2 separate regions of the Mus musculus genome follow, and region 1 is linked to region 2. Evidence: chromatin contacts called from ENCODE Hi-C or POLR2A ChIA-PET data. All regions are on one chromosome and are shown on one strand. Each heading gives the region's core, a stretch centred on a gene start or an enhancer-like site at or near the end of the contact. The rest is flanking DNA. Distances are from core to core; before and after follow the strand shown. Region 1 holds the start of Sptb (spectrin beta, erythrocytic). Region 2 overlaps Sptb (spectrin beta, erythrocytic).

The links. A loop is a pair of places that touch in the nucleus more often than their neighbours do. ChIA-PET counts read pairs that join two places held with the same protein, here RNA polymerase II (POLR2A).
Region 1: a map of heart shows a loop between it and region 2 (2.3-fold over the local background). The contact joins the promoter of Sptb here to the enhancer-like site in region 2. A Hi-C loop is called at or near these places in 7 of 37 maps with a recorded cell type or tissue (heart and left cerebral cortex). POLR2A ChIA-PET finds 5 or more read pairs at or near these places in 2 of 5 experiments (Patski and embryonic stem cell).

Annotation. Positions count from the first base shown.
Region 1 is chr12:76,708,574-76,713,711 of GRCm38, forward strand. It overlaps Sptb (spectrin beta, erythrocytic), which reads right to left and starts at 1,974. Exons shown (of 36, transcript NM_013675.3): 1 at 1,362-1,974.
Region 2 is chr12:76,668,109-76,673,552 of GRCm38, forward strand. All of the region lies in intron 1 of Sptb (spectrin beta, erythrocytic), which reads right to left. Among named protein-coding and RNA genes, the nearest start is that of Sptb, 40 kb to the right of the region's middle. Within about 2 kb of position 4,057, at least 1 of the 3 ENCODE cell types and tissues checked has a DNase peak (open chromatin) inside an H3K27ac peak, as active enhancers do.

The DNA of each region.
Region 1 (5,138 bases), core at 724-3,223, 38 kb after region 2:
ACAAACAGTCTACACTTGTAAGAGTTTCCCATAACATTCTGGAAATCAGGGCTCATTGGAAAAGCATATGAAGTCTGATCCTGGAATAGGAGATGACTACCCTGGGTCGTAGTCATAGAGCAGTGAAAAGAGAATTCTAGATTAAAATTCTGAGCGATCCGTGACGCTAAGGATAGCCTAAGAGAACAGCTTAAATGTGCCTCGATTTTTTTTTCTTCCCTGAAGGCTCCTCTCATTCAGGAGCTATCTGAATCACCTCCCTTGGAAACTGAACTATATACATCCATTGCACAGGCAGGGGTTTTGTGTGGCTGCCTCCTAGCGTGGAGGTGACAGCCGTATCCTCTCCCCACTGAAGTTCTTAGTAAAAAAGAGACCATCACTATATAATCCCATCCCACCCTGCCGGATGCATCTAAAACAATGGCTTCTTTCCATATCCCTTCAGTGAGTTAAGGGTGTTATTAACTGTAGCACCTCTAATTGCTCACTGAAAACAGTGGTTTGGATATTAATAGACTATAAATCAAGGCCCTACCTAAGGCTTGTTGTCACGGAAACTGTACTCAAGCCTCGTAGCTATTTCCCCTTTGGGAAGTCTGGGTAAGTTGGTGGGACTTGAGGATTGTGTTAGAGCTCTTGTTTCTTCCATTTTCTGCTATTTCTCCGGGGCCAAGTTGCTGGAACTGGCACGAAGGGTAACCGTAGAGTGGGCAGTAGCTTGGAGATAAGGAACTCAAAGGGAAAAGGTGGGGGTCCTTGAAGTATAGTCCTGGGACACTTGATCTCTCCCTTCTCAGTCTACACTGGGCCACTCTGCACGTCCTGCCTGACATCCTGAGGCCCGGCCCCCTCTGCTGCCCTGAACTGTCCTCCCAGCCTTGGCACTGGGCAGCCCTGGAGCGCGCTAGCCAAGTTCCAGAAGAGGATCCGACACGCCCGGGGGTTTGAGAAACCAGGCAGCAGGAGGCACAGACGCGGACAGTCCTTAGACCGACGACAGGCAGCCCCCCCCCCCAACTTTGCTCCCAGGCGAGGGTCCTGGGGGAGGCGGCCAAGAGCACAAACCCCCCAAACCCACTCCCCGTGCCCCACGGCGACACTCTACTAGCTGGCTTCCCAAAGCTAGCGCCCTGCTCGCCCAGCGCCTGCGAAACCCACGCGGGTTCCCGCGTCCCGGGGTGACGACTGCCGCAGCCGCCAGGGCCTCCTGGGCTCCTCACCCCTCCCGCCCCGTGCTAGGCACCCGGGGCCAGGCCCCCACCGGGCTGTCGCGTCACCCGCCCCCTGGGCCCCGCACTCCCCGGCGCTGGCTCCGGGGCACCCAGCTCCCTCCCGTCGCGCGGCCCTCGGGGACTCACCTGCGCTGGGGCTGAAGCGGCGGCTACCCCGAGCCCGGGGGCGGCGGCGCAGGGGGAGGAGGGCAGCACGGGGCTCCTGGCACAGTGGCCGCCGGGCGCCTGGTGCAGCGGAGCCGCGGACCCGCCCAGAGATATAAATAACATTATCTGAGGAGGGACATTCCTGCCGGGGGACATCGCTGCTGCCGGGACCAGATAGTCCCGCGGCGGGGGCGGGGAGGCGGGGCTGCAGCCTCCCGCAGCGCCAGGCCCGCCTTCCCCACCCACTCCTGCACCTGCCAATCAGACTGCGCGCCCGGGGGCACCTGCCTAGCCGCTAGCGCCGCCGCCGCTGGGACCTGGGACGCCAGGGTCCTCTCTCACCTCCCCTGATCCCGCACACACAGAGCCCCTTGCCACGGGAAGAGGACTCGACTCTGCTGCTCCGGCCTAATTTGTGTGCCCGGAGCCGCAAGCTGGCGGCGAAAAGGAGTCCTCCCAGCCTTTCCCGCCTAGCGTCCCTGCAGACTACGATCTGGTTTTGAAAAAACATCTAAAGACCCGTTTAGGCCATAGGGTGGGTGAGGAGGGCGCCCCGGCTGTAATGCCCCTCCGGAGATAGGCTGGAAGGGACAGATTGTTCCCGCGGGCGGGTTACGTTAGAAAGCGCGCTCCCGGCCGGCTACAACCGGCTGGTAGTAGGAGCAGACGCTGGGAGCACAGGGGGTGGGCACTGGGCCGAGGCCCCCGCCCCCAGCCTGCGGGCTGGAGGCCGCGGCTCCTGCTTGTAAGCAAGGTACTGTCCCGGAGAACCCGGCTGTGCTGGTTGGTGGCGCTCAGCCTACAGTTGCATATTGCAGGGTCCATAATCAACAGGCAAGCCAGCATACCAGCCCACCTGCACCATCCTGTGAGCCCGGGTCTCCGGGCAAGACCCTGCTTTCTCACTGCAAGCTTTGGTAGGGTGGTGTACAGCAGGCCAGAGGAGATGCTAGAACCAAGGGTGTCAAGTACATCTGCGACTAGGGAGGGTGACACACGGACGAACACGGGCGGCTTGCAAGGCAGGCTATTTCCTTGACTTTTTAACAATACAAGGTCATCGCTCTGTAATGTTGGTTGCGTGCCTTGCTGTACCTTTCCTTGTTTTATTTTTATGGGGGGGGGGGAGGGGCGGCCCTCCATACGCTGTGCCTGGGATGGTCTCTCACAGACTATCAACCCGGGTAATCGCAAGTGTAATGGAGACACCAGTGGCGATTAAAAAGAGCATAGATGCAGAAGGGAGCTTTAACTTTGATGCTCCCCGGAATTCTTAACAGGAAACAGCCTTTCTCTTGACTTGTTTGCTTGAGTGTATAATTACGCTGTTTTCTAGGATTCATGAGCAAAGTGTGTTGAGTTGCCAGATGTTCAAGCTTAGTATTGGGTATTAAAGGTACGCAAAAGATATTTCACTGCCTGCTGCCGTCACACTTCTTTTGAGAGTAGGTATTTGGACAGTAAAAATGCTAATTGGGACAAAATCCACAGGTATTAAAAAGCCATAGAACTCTTCCCTCCCCTTTTGCCTGAGTTCTTATTACATACTAATTTCCCAAATGGCATCAGTATTACAAGGAAAATGACACACCGGCCTGGGCTATCCTAGAGGTTAACAGCGACCTCCCACCTCCTTCCCCCACTCAGACCATCTAGCAATTCTCTGTAGTGAGCAAGAGCTGTAGATCTTAAGCAAAGCACACATTTAGCACTCCAAAGGCCCTGGGACTCCCCAATATCCTCCAGCACCACCCCAAACCATTTGCTTTGCTTGTTGTTGAGTTCAAAATCATCTTTTTAGGAACTAATTCCTGGCAAAAACAAAAAACAGGCCAACTTCAAAAGCTGAGACTTAGATATCACAAGTAGAAATCCTTGATCTATTTTTGAAAGAAAAAGGGAGGGTTGGAATTATGTATTTATGTGTTTTAAACCGTGTGTGAATAAACTTATTAAATAAATTCATGAATCCCAGAATTGCAGCTTTGCAGCTACGTAATTATATATTAGAGGAAACAGATAATTCTTAGCTATAGGCTTGAGGCTCTGAACTGAATGGTTGCACACATATTTTCCTTTGGAGCGTTCAAATTTATAATTTTCAACCACAAGAAAAAAATGAATATGACGACGACAAACGCTCCAAAGCAACAGACAGATTAGTCCAAGATTTTACAAACCAGCTCTTCTGCTGTGGCTATCTCGACTTTAGCTGAACGATAAATAATTCAATACAACCTCATTTGCTGCAGATCCTGTTATCCTGACAACATCCCCAAATGCTTCCCAGCTAATAGAGTTACAGTGACATGATAAATCAGAGCCCAGTGAGAGAGGAAGTTTAGAAGTGCAGAGAGAAAGGGCATTGCACAAGCACAGGAATGAGAAATTCGGGACAGTGTGGGGGAGGGAGGGGGGACACTGATAGAAAGGTTCACTATCAAGGTCATTGTTGAGACAGAGCGTCTTCAGGGGCCTTCTTAGAAAACTGTACAGTATCTATAAAGTATCGTTGAGAATTCTCTACAGGAGATAAAGATGGACCTTCATCTTCATTGGTCAAAGGACTGTCCCTGCCCATCTTGACAACCTGGATTTCCAAGGTTCCCTGTAAGCTTCCCTAGTTAATCTGCAGCTTTGGAAGAGTTCTGGGACCCGAAGGGAGAGCTTAAGACTTTAGTAGATGCTGTGAGCCAAGGTTTGGGAGGAAGCCTTCAGAGACTGAGTGCCCAGCTCTAGCTGAAATCAATAGGTGAGGCTAAGGGGGTGGATGTAAGTAAGGACACTAGAGTCGTCTAACTATAGGGGGATGTCTGCTAGTCTCCTTCTCCTTCATAGTCTCTCTCTCTCTCTCTCTCTCTCTCTCACACACACACACACACACAGTTCTTTGAGAATTCCTTACATGTCTGCATCATATTCACTCCCCCAGCTCTTCTCAGAACCACTCCCTTTTCTTTAACCTCCCTCCCCCAATTTTATGCTTTTATGCCTTCCCCCAACCCTTTAAGATTAATTTGTGCTGCCCAAATATGCTATTTTTATTGAACCACAAAGCCAAAGCTATTTAAGTAAACCACTTTGAATTAAACATGAACATATATATTAGAAAGATACTCAAAAGCAAATGCAAAGCTAACCCTGACTAATTCAAGTCCTTAGTGGCAATAATGAAGGAATCAAGAATTCATGATACTAGCACGTACTATACCCTTTAACTGAGCTCCAGTCCAGGAAAGGAAACCGAATTTTCCTTCCCATGTCTGGGATTACCTAAGGGTGCCACTTCCTTCTCAGTGTGCAGACAAGAGAGAAGCAGTAAGGCTAATTTCTCAAGCACACCACTGAGAACCAGGAGGGGCTGAGGACTGGGGCTCAACCCTTTGCCCTCATGCCTCAGACTCCTAACGGCTCCCCCATCCTCCCATTTTTGTTCTCTTTCGATTCTTTTTCCACGTAGCAGCCAAATTCTACTCTAAGAAGGAAATCTGATTGTGCCACTCGGTTACATTAAATCACCCGTGGCTTCCCAATACTTTCAGGATACAGTGCTAAGCACTTAGCACATGAGACAAAATCAGTAAAGATAAAATGAGTGAATAAGTGAACAAATCAGGAATTAAATGAGGTTGCAATCTTGGAGGCCAACCTGAGAAGTCAATAAAAATCTTTTTTTCCCTCTGGGTTATAGATACATTATATGTAACTTGTTTGTTTGTTTGTTTGTTTGTTTGTTTGTTCGAGACAGGGTTTCTC
Region 2 (5,444 bases), core at 2,807-5,306:
TCCGCTGTGAGCCATCTCTCCAGTCAGAAAATCAGACTCTCTACCTTAGACTTGGGATGACGGAGCCACTTTCTAAAATCTCAGGACGCCAGGAAGAAGCATCCTGAGCAAACGCTTCTTCTTAAGACAGGCAGGGCTGCTGATGGGCCCTTAACGAGAGCCAGGTGCCCTGCTTCCCATGGTGTTCCATAAGCCCAACACGACTGTCTGAGTCTTTATCAAGTAGGAATGAGAGAGCCAACAGAGTGAAGGGCGTGTGTGTGTGTGTGTGTGTGTGTGTGTGTGTGTGTCTGTGTGTCTGTGCGCGTGTGTGTCTCTGTGTGTGTGTTTCTGTGTGTGTGTGTGTCTGTGTGTATGTGTGTCTCTGTGTGTGTGTTTCTGTGTGTGTGTGTGTCTGTGTGTGTGTGTCTGTGTGTGTGTGTGTGTGTGTCTGTGTGTGTGTGTGTTTCTGTGTGTGTGTGTTTCTGTGTGTGTGTGTGTGTGTGTGTGTGTGTGTGTGTGCGTGTTAGGTTAGACGACATTTGGAAAGTGGGTCTTTCTTTATATTGTGGGGTCTAAGAAGTGAACTCACGTGGTGAGGATTCATCAGGCTTTACCCACTAGCTATCCTGCCTTCTTGTCCACCTTATTTTTTGAGACCTGGTTTCTCTCCCCAGTTCTTCTAGACTGGCTAACTAGCCAGCAAGCACCAGGGCCCTCCCTCCACACCCGCAACCCAGAGCTCTTGCAGGGATTGCAGGCATGCCTGGCTTTTATGTGGGTGTCAGAGATGGAATTTAGGAACTCAGGCTCATGCAGCAAGCACTTTACAGACGGAGCCGGCTCCTCAACCCAGAGCAGAGGGTTTTTGAGGTAATTGGTTATATTTATGGTTTCGATGTCTCAAACCATCTTTTATAAATACAAAAGAAAGAAAGGAAGGAAAGGAAAGGAAAGGAAAGGAAAGGAAAGGAAAGGAAAGGAAAGGAAAGGGAAAAAAGGAAAAACCCTTGAAAATCACATGGATAATGCTGTCTGTTTCAAATGCAAGATAACAGGCTCATCTCACAATTGTTTATATCCTACCTGGCCTCTGGTGCAAACTCAAAAGCTGTTTCCTCTTTGGAGAGATCAGTTCCCTGTGACTGAGGACAGCACATGCTCCCCGGCCTTGCCTGCCTGAGCTGTACCCCGTATAGCTCTGGGTATCATTGCTGTACACACTGGATGCTCACACTCTAGGCTTGCCTGCCTGAGCTGTATCCCATATAGCTCTGGGTACCATTGCTGTACACACTGGATGCTCACACTCTAGGCTTGCCTGCCTGAGCTGTATCCCGTATAGCTCTGGGTACCATTGCTGTTCACACTGGATGCTCACACACTGGGCTTGCCTGCCTGAGCTGTATCCCATATAGCTCTGGGCACCATTCCCGTTTACACTGGATGCTCACACACTGAGCTCCTTGCTTCTGGAGCCTGTCCTTATGCCTAACTCTGAGCAGAGGGGAAGGCAAATGCAGAGCTGTCCTCCTGGTATAGAAACCACAGCACCAGAGGAGTCATATCTACAACCTGGACATTTTGCCGTGATATACATTTTTTTTTTTTTTTTGCCACTGCTAACAAAATGATACAGGGCAGTACTGTGATGAATATCAACTATTTCCTGAGTGGTGCTGAGTGATGCCCATAAGCAGGTGGCCTGTCCTTGTCAGTGGCCCTCCCCCCCTCCCCCCAACAGCCAAGGAGTAACAATCAGGCAGGTGACTAAGACATCACTTACAGACAGAGCTGGAGAACACCTCCCCTCTCTGCTCCAGTTGTCTTACCTGGCCTACAGGGAGTCAAAGTCTCCTGCTATGAAGCTGTTACCATCAAATATTTATTGGCAATTTGCCTTGTGCCAGGCATGGGGTTTTGTAAACACCATCACATGTAAAACTCAGAACGGGCACTGAGAGGCAGCCATTCCCTCGATAGGTCAGGAAACAGGGGAGGGGGTTAGAGGATCAGCAACTTGCTCCAGTCAGTCAACCTTCGGGGGACAGAGCCCAGGCAGTCTGGCTCAGAGCCTCTGCCCTTATCCACTTTGGTCGCCACCCATTGGCCCAGTCTGACCCCAGCCCTGTGCAGGAAGGAATATGGAGATCAAAGGGACACAGAAAGTATAAACAGTTTTAAAAGCATCAGAGATGAACTCTTCCACATCCAACTTGACACCAGGCAACAGGAACTTCCAGAAAGGCGACAGGAAAGAAACTGATCTTCCCAGGGAGACCCAAGAGGCCTCTTAGGGTCACAGCTAATCCATCCTGGTATTTCAGAACACAAACATACCAGGCCTCTAGCCTGCACCAGATCCACATCTTACAAGGGCCACCATCTACTTTGATCCCCCCCCCACACTCACACTCACAAACAGCAAGATGGGGAGCATTCTGCGATAGAAAAGAAACTGAAGCAGAAGAGATATGTCTGCAGTCAGGCCGGGGGGGGGGGGGCATCTGAAGTCCTGCTTTCATGTTTTCCCCCACGGGCTTTCTTTAATATGAAACACACCCACTTATTTGCAGGAGGGAAAGCCCGGTGTGTGGCAGACATGAGGGCTTCAAGCAGGAGGCTCCACAAGGTGTTGTGCTTTGATACCGCTCTCCCCGTATCTGTTAAAGAACGCGGCAAATTTTATCATCTGGAAGCAGCCAGAGACTACCCCTAAATTCTGGGCACTGTACGTGGGCTCCCCAGAAGCTCCCACACTGGACTTAACATAAGTACCTCTGCCATCAGATAATCAGGGCTGAGCTGCTGCCAAGTACCCAAGATCACATTCTTCTCTTAAAGTGGCCTGATTCCAAATAGCTCCTCTTGGAGCAATGGCTGCGAGACTGCAGAGGGCCACCTGTTCCTGGGAGGCATGTGGGCGCAGCCAGAGTGGTGGACGCATAAGCTGGGAGAGGGTGTCAGCAACGTGTGGAGAAATGAGCCTATCCCCGCTAAAACAGTGTATAGCAACTCCAAAACACCAGCCGGGCTCCAGTGTCCACTAACCCAAGGCGACAGGAATCTTCCGTTCAGGAGTGGCTTGAGCTACTATCCAGAAAGAGCCAGAGATAGCATGTGCAGAAAGACTAGACCAGGGTGGCTCTGATCTGGTGCTCTGAACCAGGCAGCATTTCGTGGCACATCTGAACATACACTGCCTGGGGATAGCTGGACACAGCCCCTTACTAACTGTGTGGCCTTAGGCTGCTTAAACTCTGTGCGTCTCTATTTCTTCATCTATAAAGTGGAGTGAATAGCAGGTATCACCTCCCAGCACTGTTGCCTCGATCAAGGGAGACAAGGTGTAAAGTCCTTGATGGAGTGCCTGGGTGCCTGCATGCTCACTGCGCTGTCTCAGAACCAAGTGTCAGCCCCTCTTGTACCTCACTTCTCCAGTTATTAACTACTCTTCCCTCTGTTCACGGCTCGTACACGAGTACAGTCTTTTGGTTTGTCTGTTGTCTTGTTTTTCGTCACCAGAAGCCTATTATCCACGGCACCTGCACAAGCTCTGCCACCATGCCTTGTCTGGGTGTCTTCCGTGTGTCGACCCTACTGCGGGATGCCTGTTAGGCAGGCCATCTATCCTTTGCATTCCTCATGGATTCTGTGAAGCTGGGGACAGGCAGGGGCAGCAGCAGCTTCTATCTGGATATCTGAGGTGAGATACTGGGGAAGGGGCAGAGGGTCCCATAGCTATGCAAACTGACAGGCTTGCCAAGCAATTCTTTAGATTGTTGCTGACCCCTTTTTCTCATTTTACATTAAAAAAAAAAGGATGGTTTTAGTACACTAGAAGGGAATGTTTGCCACAATTCTTCACAATAAAAGCCTTTCTTCCTACCCTTTTCCTGTCTACGTGGTCTCAGCACCACCACAGTTCCGCTTTCATCTCAGTGCTAGCTTCTGATGCCAGGGAAGGCCCGGTTGTGACACCCTGTTCAGTTAGTGCAGGCTTCGGGCTTGGCTTAATGGCTCCCTTCAGACAAGGCCTAAGAGCTGGGCTCCGAGGGAGGACAGGATTGGCAGAGGGAAATGCTGCTTGGCTCACCTCAGCAACACACCCACCAAGCAGCTGATAGGCCTAGAGAAACCATCGTTAGTATCCTTGGCATTAGCTTGTGGGCTTTGACCCAAACCACCACATGCTCACCATTATAGGTAAGAAGTTGCCCGTTCTTGCCTACAAACTCGATGCTCTGGAGGACAAGTAGGAAGACCGTAACTAGGAAGCCAACCTGGGTGACATGCTGAGGCTTTATCTCAAACAAAATGAAAACAGAACAAATAAAAACTGTACAGACTTCCCAGTCTTTGCCAGGACTCTATACACAGCTACCACCACCAGACCCCCCCCCCCCATCCCAGAAGAGAACTGTGTTTATACAGGAACCGTTAATTTGATATATCTCCTTCCTGCCAACCTAATATATTTTATTTGATTGTTTTTAATTATAGATGTTGATGTATGCCAAGCCCTTAGAGAACCCCAACCAAAAAAGGCTACGATTGAGAATTGAGGCTAACGATGGTGGACTATTGGTACCTCAGAATGGTGCCAGTTGAGGAGAGAAGCAAGGGATAAACAGCAAGAAATAGCCTTTCTCTCCGAGAACGGCTTGGCCATGGTCATGGCATAAACACAGCCAGCAAGAAACCCACCTCTGCCTTTACATTTACACTTGACTGCCAATGAATGGATGGATGTCTGTTATAAACTATCCACACAGGCATGAAGGGATCAAGCCCCACACACAACAGGAAGTAGATCTCTAATAACAGACAGCTATAGGACACCATCACTGAAAGCAACATGACTCATATTTAGTACAGGGGTGAAACAGCCCTAAGAGCCCACTACACTGTCTTTTGGTCCACTCCTATGAGTGACTTCTGTCTGCTTTTGAGACAGGGTCTCATGCAGCCTGGGCTAGCCTCAAGCTCAGTGTGTAGCTGAAACTGACCATAAACTTCTGCTCGTCCTGCCTTGCTTCCTGAGTGTCGAGAACACAGATGTATTGTGTACTGAGACCAGCACTATGCTCTCTACCAAGTGACTCCCATCCCAGCCCCTACAAGCACCTCTCACCTTCAATCCATTTACAAACTGAGGCTTACAGAAGTCATCCAAGGCCACACCAGCAAAAGAAGGAAGGGTGAAATGTGACCTCCACCTGCCCGCTGCTGGTCTCACAGAATCATTTTGGGACTCTATTGATACATTTCAGTTTTCTTAACAGCCCGGTAATTCACACTAACGCTTACGAGGGCTTTAATAGACATAGAATATAAAGGGGATGCTGGTGCCTGCTGTAAATTCCTCCTAGTGTAAAAGTCACACTTACTCTTCTCCTCTGCCTAACGCTATTTCTATATATAAAAAAAAATAACCAAATGTTTCTAAAATATACCCAAATGAT